2 separate regions of the Homo sapiens genome follow, and region 1 is linked to region 2. The links are chromatin contacts, found by Hi-C or POLR2A ChIA-PET in ENCODE. All regions are on one chromosome and are shown on one strand. Each heading gives the region's core, a stretch centred on a gene start or an enhancer-like site at or near the end of the contact. The rest is flanking DNA. Distances are from core to core; before and after follow the strand shown. Region 1 holds the start of C16orf46 (chromosome 16 open reading frame 46). Region 2 has its middle 40 kb from the start of ARLNC1.

Region 1 (5,212 bases), core at 691-3,190, 150 kb before region 2:
CTCAGCCTCCTGAGTAGCTGGGATTACAGGCGTCCATCACCACACCCGGCTAATTTTTGTATTAGGGTTTTGAAATGGGGTTTCGCCATGTTGGCTGGGCTGGTCTTGAACTTCTGACCTCAAGTGATTGACCCGCCTCAGCCTCCCAAAGTGCTGGGATTACAGGTGTGAGCCACCGCACCCACCCATCTCCCTTTAATTTTAAAAAATAGATATGGGGTCTTGTGACACTTCCCAAGCTGGTCTCAAGTGATTCTCCTGCCTTAGCCTCTCCTGTGAGTAACTGGTATTACAGACGCAAGCCACCACTCCTGGCTTTTTTTCTTTAAAATACATTTTATGTGTTAGAGGAAGTTTACAGTCACAGCAAAATTGAGGAGAAGGTACAGTTCTGTACGCTTCCATTCTCCGTTTTTGCAAAGTGGGATCTTACTATAAGTAGAGTTTCTGGTATCTTGACTCAATTCCTATGTTGACTTTTTATAAACATAACTAGCCAAACCCTTGTCCCTTCATGTTTCCACTCAATCATGCTATCGGGCTTTTACCTGCTAAATGCAGGAATAGTTAGTGTGAAGGAAGTCAGGTTCTAGATCCTCCAACTTCCCCATGTACTTGCCGTTAGGTTATTTAATTAATATTCATTTAGCAAATCTTAGTTAAGACTTTTGGTATACTTCCCAGAAACTTTTTTCTAATATGCAAGGTCTTGCACTGTTTCCCAGGCTGGAGTGCAGTGACACAATCATAGCTTACTGCAACCTTCAACTCCTGGGCTCAAGGGAGCCTCCTGCCTCAGCTGGGATTCCAGGTGTGAGCCACGGTGCCCAGCTGTTTTCAATAGATCTGAAGGAAGACCAAAACAAATTGTCAACTGATAAAACATTTAAATGTTTTTGGTTAATACTTACTAGCTTGAGATACAATAAAACCCCTTTTATTTGCATCTTCCTATTTATGTGAACAAGGTACCTAAGCTTACACGTATGAAAAAAGTTGGAATAGAATTATAGCTGAATCCGTCTCATTGGAGCAATCACAGTGCTAGAGAACTTAGATACCAAAATTTTTTTTGAGACTTGAGTTTTGCTCTCCAGGCTGGAGTGCAGTGGTGCCATCACAGCTCACTGCAACCTCCGCCACCCGGGTTCGAGCCAGTCTCCTGCCTCAGTTTCCCAAATAGCTGAGATTACAGGCGCCCGCCACCACACCCGGCGAATTTTTGTATTTTTAGTAGAGACACGGTTTCGCCATGTTGACCAGGCTAGTTTCGAACTCCTGATCTCAGGTGATACACCCACCTCGGCCTCCCAAGTGCTGGGATTACAGGCGTGAGCCACCGCGCCTGGCCTAGATACCGGTTTTCTACAGCAGAAATAGTCACACTTTCTAAAGCAGAAGGGCTTTGGAGTCAGACCCGAGCTGGAGTGGGGGATGCTTTGCGATCTCTCTTCAGCAAGCTGTTGTTTTAGGGACGTGGGGCCACCTTCCTTTATTTGTATAAAAGATGCCACTGCCCACTTAAGAGCTGTGCTGCTCCGGGCCAGCAGTTCAGCGAGTGCCCGTCGGCCTGGTGCTGTCGGTCACGTAAGTGGGCTCTTTGAGGCTCACAACGCGTCCTCCCTGGACGTTCTGGGCCTGTTAAGTTTGTGTCCGTGGGAAACGCTCACGGCGGTTCCCCAGAGGGCCGAGGGAGAAAAGTGAGGACGTTTCTGGCCGCCTGGCATCTGCTAAATATCCTAGCAGGCACAAGGGCTCCCCAACGGGACTCGCCGACCCGAGAGCCCGGGTGGGCCTCAAGCCCCGCCATCTGAGACCCTCCGTCGCTGGCCCTTCCGGCGGCAGCGCCCGGAGCGGATAGGAGATGCCACGAACCGCCTCGCCAGTGCTAGGCTTTGTTGGGCTACGTCACTTCCGCCGCGGTCCCGCCCCCAGCGTGGTCGTAACCCAAGGCAACGGCCCATCCGGCAGCGACCTGAGTAGCTCTTGCCAGTAGGCCGGGACTAGCTGTCTCGGGGCCTTCCATCCGCTTGGCCCCACAGGTAGGTGTGAGCGGCCATTTCTCCACCCCTGGGGCAAGGCCCGGGACCACTCCAAAGGCGACAGAGCGAGAGTCCCTGCCTCGTTCGAAAGGAAGCGAGAGGGAGCGAAAGGCAGAGGCACTATGTGCCGGGGCTTCCCCAGAGCGGGCGGGGTCTGGGGAGGGGCGGGGCCTGAGGAGGATCCGTTGGGAGCGGAACCCTTTAAGGGTGGGTAGACGGAGGACGGGGAGGAATTCGAACGGGCAATCCAGAACGCTTTTCTGAATGGGATAGTTTGAAAGAAGGGCAGGCGTCTTTGTGGCACGGTAGGAACTGGCGGAGGAAGGGGAAGAGCTAGATGAGGAAAAAAGGCTTATGGCATAAAGGGAGGAGCCTGATAGAGAAAGGGGTGTGGCCTGCAGGAAGGGGCGGGGCTAGATGAAGAGGTGGAGCCGAGCGTGATGCGCCTGGGCTTTAGGGGTGGCAGGTGGAGCGCGTGTGTTTGATGACTTGCGCTTTGCTGTGGACTGTAAGCTGTGTGAGAGTAGAGAAGACGGATGCTGCTTTAGCTTTTTATTCTCAGTGCTAGGTACTTAGTGAATTCATTAATGTGAGTTGAAAAAGGGGAAGAGTTTGAGACTGAGATTGGAATAGATGTGGTCTGATCGGGAGGGATGGTGTAGAAACTGCGCTCCTTGGCATCATTCTGTGAAATACTTGAGGTTCCTGTGACCTGTAGGCATATAATAAGCAGAAGGCACATATAATTAACAAGGAGGATAAAATTTATACTCTTGGAAATATGAACAAATTGTGCAAGTTGGGTGGCGCGGGTGCTTAACTTTCAGACAAAGGTTCAGCTCCTTCCAGTGTGTTTCTAAATGCGACTCCCAACTCATTTTCCTGTAGAAACTGTGTCACAAATGATCAGGATGCCCAGGTCAGTCTTCAGGACCTATTTAACTGGTTCATGTAAGTGAAGATTGGTCCTGTATTAAGAAACTTAACTTCTGCCATGGCTAACAATATTTCTAATGATTATTCCTTCATTCAGCATAGGTTGTTAAGGAGCCGACCCACAGGAACGTTCATTCAAATTCCAAATGAGGCTGCCAGAAACTCATCTTTCCCTGGTTGGAATTTAAGATTCCTTTAAACCTATAGCTTGTAGGAAGATGAGGGTGTGTGGCACAGTGGAGAGCCAATGAGAAGTTGAGGCAAGGTGATAAGGAGTTTTGAGAGATTACCATCTATCTGCTTTTGACATAAACAGCTTGCGTTTGACTTAATACCCTGGGCCTTGGTTTCTCCTGGTCCTTCAACATTCCCCTGCCCTTAATGGATTAGGAATCTGTCAACCAGGTATAGGAAGCTACGGTAAGATATTTGTAATCTGACTATATAGACAGACTGGCAAACATGTGGCACACTCTATTTTCTGGCAGACATAATTAATCAACCCCAGAAATTTTTCCTGCTATAGTCAGGTCATAAGATCCTTCTCAATACAACACTCTAGGTAGCCACTAGTTTGGAGTTGACAATTCAGAATTTTCTTTGTTTTGTTTTGAGACAGTCTCACCCTGTTACCCAGGTTGGAGTGTAGTGGTGCAATCTCGGCTTACTGCAACCTCTGCCTCTCGGGTTCAAGCGATTCTCCTGCCTCTGCCTTCCAAGTGGCTGGGACTACAGGCGTGAGCCACCATGCCTGGCTAATTTTTGTATTTTCGGTAAAGATGGGGTTTCATCATATTGGCCAGCCTGGTCTTGAACTCCTGACATCAAGTGATCCACCGGCCTCGGCCTCCCAAAGTGCTGGGATTATTGGTGTGAGCTACCGTGCTTGGCCAGAATGTATTCTTTATCCCTGATCTAGGCAATAGGTGTTAAAAAAAAAAGAGAGAGAGAGAGAGACATCAACTTCTATAACTCTTGGTAGGTTCCTCTAAAAAAAAAGACTATCTAAATGGATGGATCTGGATTCCTGTAGAAAAGATTTAGAAACATAGGCCAGGTCATTGTATAGGGAGTAAGATGAAGGTGAATTTGCAGCTAGTTGAATAATTAGCAAATGTCCAAGTGAAAGGGATACCCAGAGGGCATTATCCTTTACCCATCCTTCTCAACGTCTTTATCCGTGATGTAGATGGAGATACAGAAGGCATCCTCATCAAATTAATGGAGTCATCAAGCAAGAAGGAATGGTCAAACTGTGGGAAGTCAGAGTTAGGTTGCGAACTGTCTACGCAGGTTTAATAATGGTCCAAAAACAAAAGGGGAAATTTTACAAGGATCTGATGCATTTGGAGTCTACATCTAAGTAAAACAAAAAGAATAAAGAAAAAGAAAAGAAAATCAACAGCATGGTTACAGAGTAAAGAAGACAGGAATTTTTAGCCATTCATGTGAAAAAAAAAAAAATCTGGAAGTTGTAGTTCACCTCAAGCTCAGTGTTAATCAAGATTGAGTTATAGGGTTGGGTGTGGTGGCTCATGCCTGTAATCCCAACACTTTGGGAGGCTGAGGCGGGCGGATCACGAGGTCAAGAGATCGAGACCATCCTAGCCAACATGGTGAAACCCTGTCTCTACTAAAAATACAAAAATTAGCTGGGCGTGATGGCGCGCATCTGTAGTCCCAGCTACTCAGGAGGCTGAGGCAGGAGAATCTCATGAACCCAAGAGGCAGAGGTTGCAGGGAGCTGAGATCATACCACTGTACTCCAGCCTGGCAACAGAGCGAGACTCTGTCTAAAAAAAAAAGAAAGAAAAAAGATTGAGTTACACTTTTAAAAAAATATAGTAACTTTGTTTAATTAATAGATGTAGATTTCAGATCAAAAGGAGTCAGATTTCAAAGCAGACACTTCTAGTCAGACCACTTTTGAGGTATTGCTTTCAGTTCCAGGCACCACATTTTAAGAGACAGGTAATTTTGCATTCTTAAGATGATGAGGAACTTGAGATTTGTATCTGACAAAATGATAGCTGTCTTCAGATGTTTTCAGATTTGCATTTGAGAAGAATACCAAGAACTGAGGAACAAAATTTGCAGGCTTGCGGATGACTTAATTTGAGATCATTCGAATCTTTAGAGCTTCCAATGGAAAGAAAAAACATTCCTGTAAAGTTACGAGCACTCAGTCGTTGAAAGTACTTAAGCAGAAGTATTTAAGCTGAATTATTATTGTA
Region 2 (4,762 bases), core at 1,531-4,030:
TCATTTCAAACCAGTTTCCCATGATCTGCTTGGGGAAAAGCAAACCTAAGACCATCTCCTTTCCCCATCTCCAACCAGAATGTACTTAGCCATTCTTCCTTAGTGATCACTGAATGAGTTCTTACTCTGCTGGAGTTGGTGTAGTGGGTGGAGGGGACAGATGGAGACATAAGTCATTGGGTAAAGGCAGTGCAGTAAAGTCTGTGCTGCGGCAGGGATGGGGAGCAGGTATAGTAGGGAACTCAAAAGGACTGCTACATTTTGCCTGTGGGAGTCAGATGATGCTTCTCTCAACGGGGGATATTTGAGCTCATTCTTGAAGCATGAGGAGGAGTTTTCTAGGTAGAGGTGAGGGTAAGCGTCCTTCTAAGTGGAGGAAATAGCAAGTGCAAAGGCTTAGAGGAGCAAAAAAGGCAAGGAGTGTCTAGGAAACAGTGAAAGATTTCACGTAGCTAGAGGAGGGTGCTTGCGTAGGAGTGCTGGGAGATGCAAAGAATGGGGGCAGAGTGGAAAGGAATGCAAAGCTTGTTATCATGATGTGGAGTCTGGACTTCATTCAGGGGCAATTGGCAGGGTACTAAAGAGTTTTAAGCCCCTGCCATAACTAGGTAGGCATTTAGAAAGATCACCCTGACTACAATGTGGAAGATGGGTTTGGAGGGGAAAGCCCTAGAGGCAGGAGGCATCTGAGAAGCTAGTGCCACCTTCCAGGAGAAAAGGGATGCGTTGACCTGAGGCAGGTGAAGAAGGAATGGACTTGCGAGCTCTTTAGGGGGTAAAATGGACAGACCTGGGGACCAGATGGATGGGGATGAGGAAAGAAGGGTCTAGGATGATTCCCAGCTTTCTCCACTGGGAAACTGGATGAACGGTGGTGGCCTGCACTAGCTGGGAGAGGCGCAGGTTTGGAGCTGAGGGGAAGATGACAGTTCACATGTTAGTGCCCTTGGAACATTAAATGGAAGCTGTCCTGACCTCATCTGGGTTCCTGAGTCTGGAGGTGGTGGGTCTGGAGGGGCCCATGAGGCTTGTAGGCTGTGGGTGGTGGTGTGCAAGCAATGATACCCTAGACAGGGTGTCACCACTAGCAAGAAAATGCCCCATGATTGTTATTATTATTGTTATTGTTTTATTCTGTCCTTGCATGTTCCCCTCAAGATTCCAAGTCCTGAGGAAGAGAAGGTCCCTTTGGCCTGTGGGATCATGGGCCCACTCTTGACTCAGGGAGAGCAAGAAACTCTGATTTTCAGCTACCTAAGATGGCACAGTGGGGACAAGGAATTTCTCCAGAAGAAATAAATATATTCACCCTATGAAGAGGAAGTACGTGTCAAGTGACACCAAAATGACAAATATCCACTTGTTACTTTACCGTTTATTTCAGCCTCAGTTGTCCGCATGGTGAGTGCACCTGCCCCTAGCACTGCCCAGAGGCTGCATGAGTGATTTCACCTAAAGCTCTGGCACTCTCTGTTTGTATCATAGCAATCGCTTTTGAAGTGTTTATTACTTTTATTTACACCAGTAATCCACAGCGTCCTTCTTTTTATTTTTATTAAATTAATTAATTAATTTTTGAGACGGAGTTTCACTCTTGTTGCCCATGCTGGAGTGCAATGGCACAATCTTGGTTCACGGCAACCTCCGCCTCCCGGGTTCAAGCGATTCTCCTGCGTCAGCCTCAGCCTCAAGAGTAAGTAGTTGGGATTACAGGCATGCGCCATCACGCCCGGCTAATTTTGTATTTTTAGTAGAGACGGGGTTTCTCCATGTTGGTCAGGCTGTTCTAGAACTCTCGACCTCAGCTGATCTGCCCGCCTCGGCCTCCCAAAGTGTTGGGACTACAGGCATGAGCCACCACGCCCTGCCAGCCTCATTCTTTAGTTAGTGGGCGTGGGGCCAAACTATTTCATAGGAAATGTTTCAGAAAAAAGGCATTTCCCCAAGCTTGTCTCCCGGCGTCAGGCACTACGATGACACAAATCGCTTATGACCAGCGTTCACCGATGGCCATAGCCCGGTCACGATCATAGAGCACGGTTGGCCGGCTCCTGGATCCGTCATGACGCGCCGGCAAAGCAGCTTCCTCCCGAGTGGATGAACTAACATTTTTATTGAGCACACACCACGTGCCGGCTGCTATGCCAGGCACTTTCACACACGTTATTTTATTTATAATCCTCACCTTGACCCTGAGATGTGGATGGCATTTTCTCCATCTTAAAAATGAGAAAAAAAATAGGGCTCGGAAGCGTCAAGTAACTTGCCCAAGGACACGAGCGGAAAGTGGCGGAGCCTAAATGACAACCTGGGCCTGCCTGTCGCAGGCTCTTTCCACCTCGGCACGAGGAGGGCGCCCGGCGTGTGCGCGCGCGCGGCCTCCTGGTGGTTCTCCCTCTGGCCTGGTGGGAACCCGCGGGGCCTTCCCGAGAGCGGCCAGGGCCCCGGAGCCCGGCTCTGCGCAGGCCGCTGCCGAGGTCCAGTTCCCGGGGGAAGGCAGCTTGTGCTCTGGGCGGAGAGCCCGTGGAGCGACTCGGGTTTAATAGACGCGCCGGTCCTCTTCCAAGAGCCTGGAAATCTGCAGAGGGATCCCGCCTTTCCAGGGAAGCCGGGCTGGGTGAAACTGACAGGTCTTGGCGCGCGGAGGAAGGGGTGGCGGGGAGCCCGGCCGGCTCCCTCCCAGTCTGCGCTCGCTGGCGGCTCCCCGAGGCTCCGGGCTTGGCTCCGCGGTACCTCTGGCTGCAAACACATCGGCCCCAGAAAGTAGGTCAGCGTGCGGCAAGCTCTGTCCCAGGCGGCGCTGCCGACTCCCCCGCTCCCCTGGCCCCCAGTCTCCTGCAGCCTCCCCGGCCTGCGGTCGGCGCCCTTGCCCTCCCCCCGGGTCTGCAGTGTCCTCCTCTCCTCTGGCTCATCTCCTACTCGCCTCCTGCCCTCTCTTTCGCTCTCTCCGTCATTTGAGCCCCCCTCTTCTCTCTCTCGCTCCTCTCCCCTTTCTCGCCTCCTGCTCCCCCCAACTCCGTCGGTCTGACACCCTCCCCTCCTTCTTCTCCTTTCCTCTCCTCTTAACATCTTGGCCCATTCACTTCTGGTAGCAGTAGTTAATAATACAACCAATCTGTTGTCTTTTTAAAGAGATACCGTGCTTGTTTCAAAGAAATCAAAGGACGTAGAAAAGTTTACATGTGGAAAAAAAAGAGAAAAATCCCACTACTGAGAAATAGCTTTAGTTAACACGGGATGCACGCTACTCAGATATATTTTTATGTATACATAGAGTTAAAGGATATAAATATTTTATAAAAATGAGACCACAAATAGATGCTTTTTCATTAAAAGTATTCATATTAATTTAATTTTGTTTGAATTCAATACAAAAAAAACTACAGTATAGTGAAGTGGAAAGAATTGTTGAATTTTATTTTATTTTAATTATTTTATTATTATTTCTTTTGGCGATGAAGTCTTTTTCTGTCGTCCAGGGTGGAGTGCAGTGGCGCCGTCTCGGCCCACTGCAACCTCCGCCTCCCGGGTTCAAGCGATTCTCCTGCCTCAGTCTCCCTAGTAGCTGGGATTACAGGCATGCGCCACCACGCTCAGCTAATTTTGAATTTTTAGTAGAGATGGGGTTTCTCCATGTTGATCAGGCTGGTCTCAAACTCCTGACCTCAGGTGATCCGCTCACCTTGGCCTCTCAAAGTGCTGGGATTACAGGCGTGAGCCACCGCGCCTGGCCACGCCCGGCTAATTTTTTGATATTTTTAGTAGAGTCAGGGTTTCATCATGTTGCCCAGGCTGGTCTCTAACTCCTGACCTCAGGTGATCCGACTGCCTCGGCTTCCCAAAGTGCTGGGATTACGGAGTGAACCACTGTGCCCGGTCTGTACCCCTAGTACTTAGAACAGTGCCTGTAACATCGTTGACACTTACAGGTACTTACTGAATGAATAAATAATTGAACATGACTTGGAATCTTGCCTAAAAAACCTAGGCACCAACTTCAACACGGTGATCCAAGTACCCAGCTTTTCCAAATCAGTTAGACTAGGCTTCTAATGAGAAGGACGGGAGCTCTAAGACTAGAGGACTAGAGGTGTCCTAAGGCCATTAGGACTTTTTTTTTTTGAGACAGGGTCTCGCTCTGTTTTCCATCTCTGGCGCCATCTCGGCTCACTTGCAACCTCCGCCTCCTGGGTTCACGCCATTCTGCCTCAGTCTCCTGAGTAGCTGGGTCTACAGGCGCCCGCCACCATGCCTGGCTAATTTTTTTATATTTTTAATAGAGACGGGGTTTCACCGTGTTAGCCAGGATGGTCTCGATCTCCTGACCTTGTGATCCACCTGCCTTGGCCTTCCAAGGTGCTGGGATTAAAGGCGTGAGCCACTGCGCCCGGCCTTAGGCCGTTGTTAACTTCTCCATTGGTAACAATGGAGAAGTGTTTATGTAAATGTGGGGCCATTTGCAGCTCTTGAGATTAAGTGAGATCGCTGGTAGAGAATGGAGAAGAAGGCAGAATTCAAGTTTTCTTCCCTTGAGTTCATTTCTGTGCTGCTTCAATAATAGACACAGACACAGAAAAATCCATTTTCCCCACTCTTTTATTTTTGCTATTCTGATAATTTGTCCCCCTTTTAAAAATAAACTTCCCATGTCTTCCAAAAAAAATAGACCTATTTTTGATTAATATTAGGGACATCAGACCTCCACATCTATAAATTGTTAATCTGTGGAAAATCATAGGCTCTCAAGAAGAAGCAGGTTCCT

Evidence for each region. A loop is a pair of places that touch in the nucleus more often than their neighbours do. ChIA-PET counts read pairs that join two places held with the same protein, here RNA polymerase II (POLR2A). Pooled maps may share reads with other maps.
Region 1: a map of ascending aorta shows a loop between it and region 2 (14-fold over the local background). The contact joins the promoter of C16orf46 here to the enhancer-like site in region 2. A Hi-C loop is called at or near these places in 1 of 168 maps with a recorded cell type or tissue (ascending aorta), 1 of 37 single-sample maps with no recorded cell type and 14 of 50 pooled maps. POLR2A ChIA-PET finds 5 or more read pairs at or near these places in 1 of 52 experiments (WTC11).

The regions. Positions count from the first base shown.
Region 1 is chr16:81,073,966-81,079,177 of GRCh38, reverse strand. C16orf46 (chromosome 16 open reading frame 46) reads left to right here and starts at 1,940. Exons shown (of 4, transcript NM_152337.3): 1 at 1,940-2,042. It overlaps C16orf46-AS1 (C16orf46 antisense RNA 1), which reads right to left. Exons shown (of 2, transcript XR_007065137.1): 2 at 2,580-2,754. RefSeq lists enhancers at 858-1,516, 1,629-1,678, 1,517-2,177, 2,269-2,408.
Region 2 is chr16:80,930,174-80,934,935 of GRCh38, reverse strand. No RefSeq gene overlaps it. Among named protein-coding and RNA genes, the nearest start is that of ARLNC1, 40 kb to the right of the region's middle. Within about 2 kb of position 2,780, at least 26 of the 41 ENCODE cell types and tissues checked have a DNase peak (open chromatin) inside an H3K27ac peak, as active enhancers do; they include ascending aorta, where a contact is called at or near this core.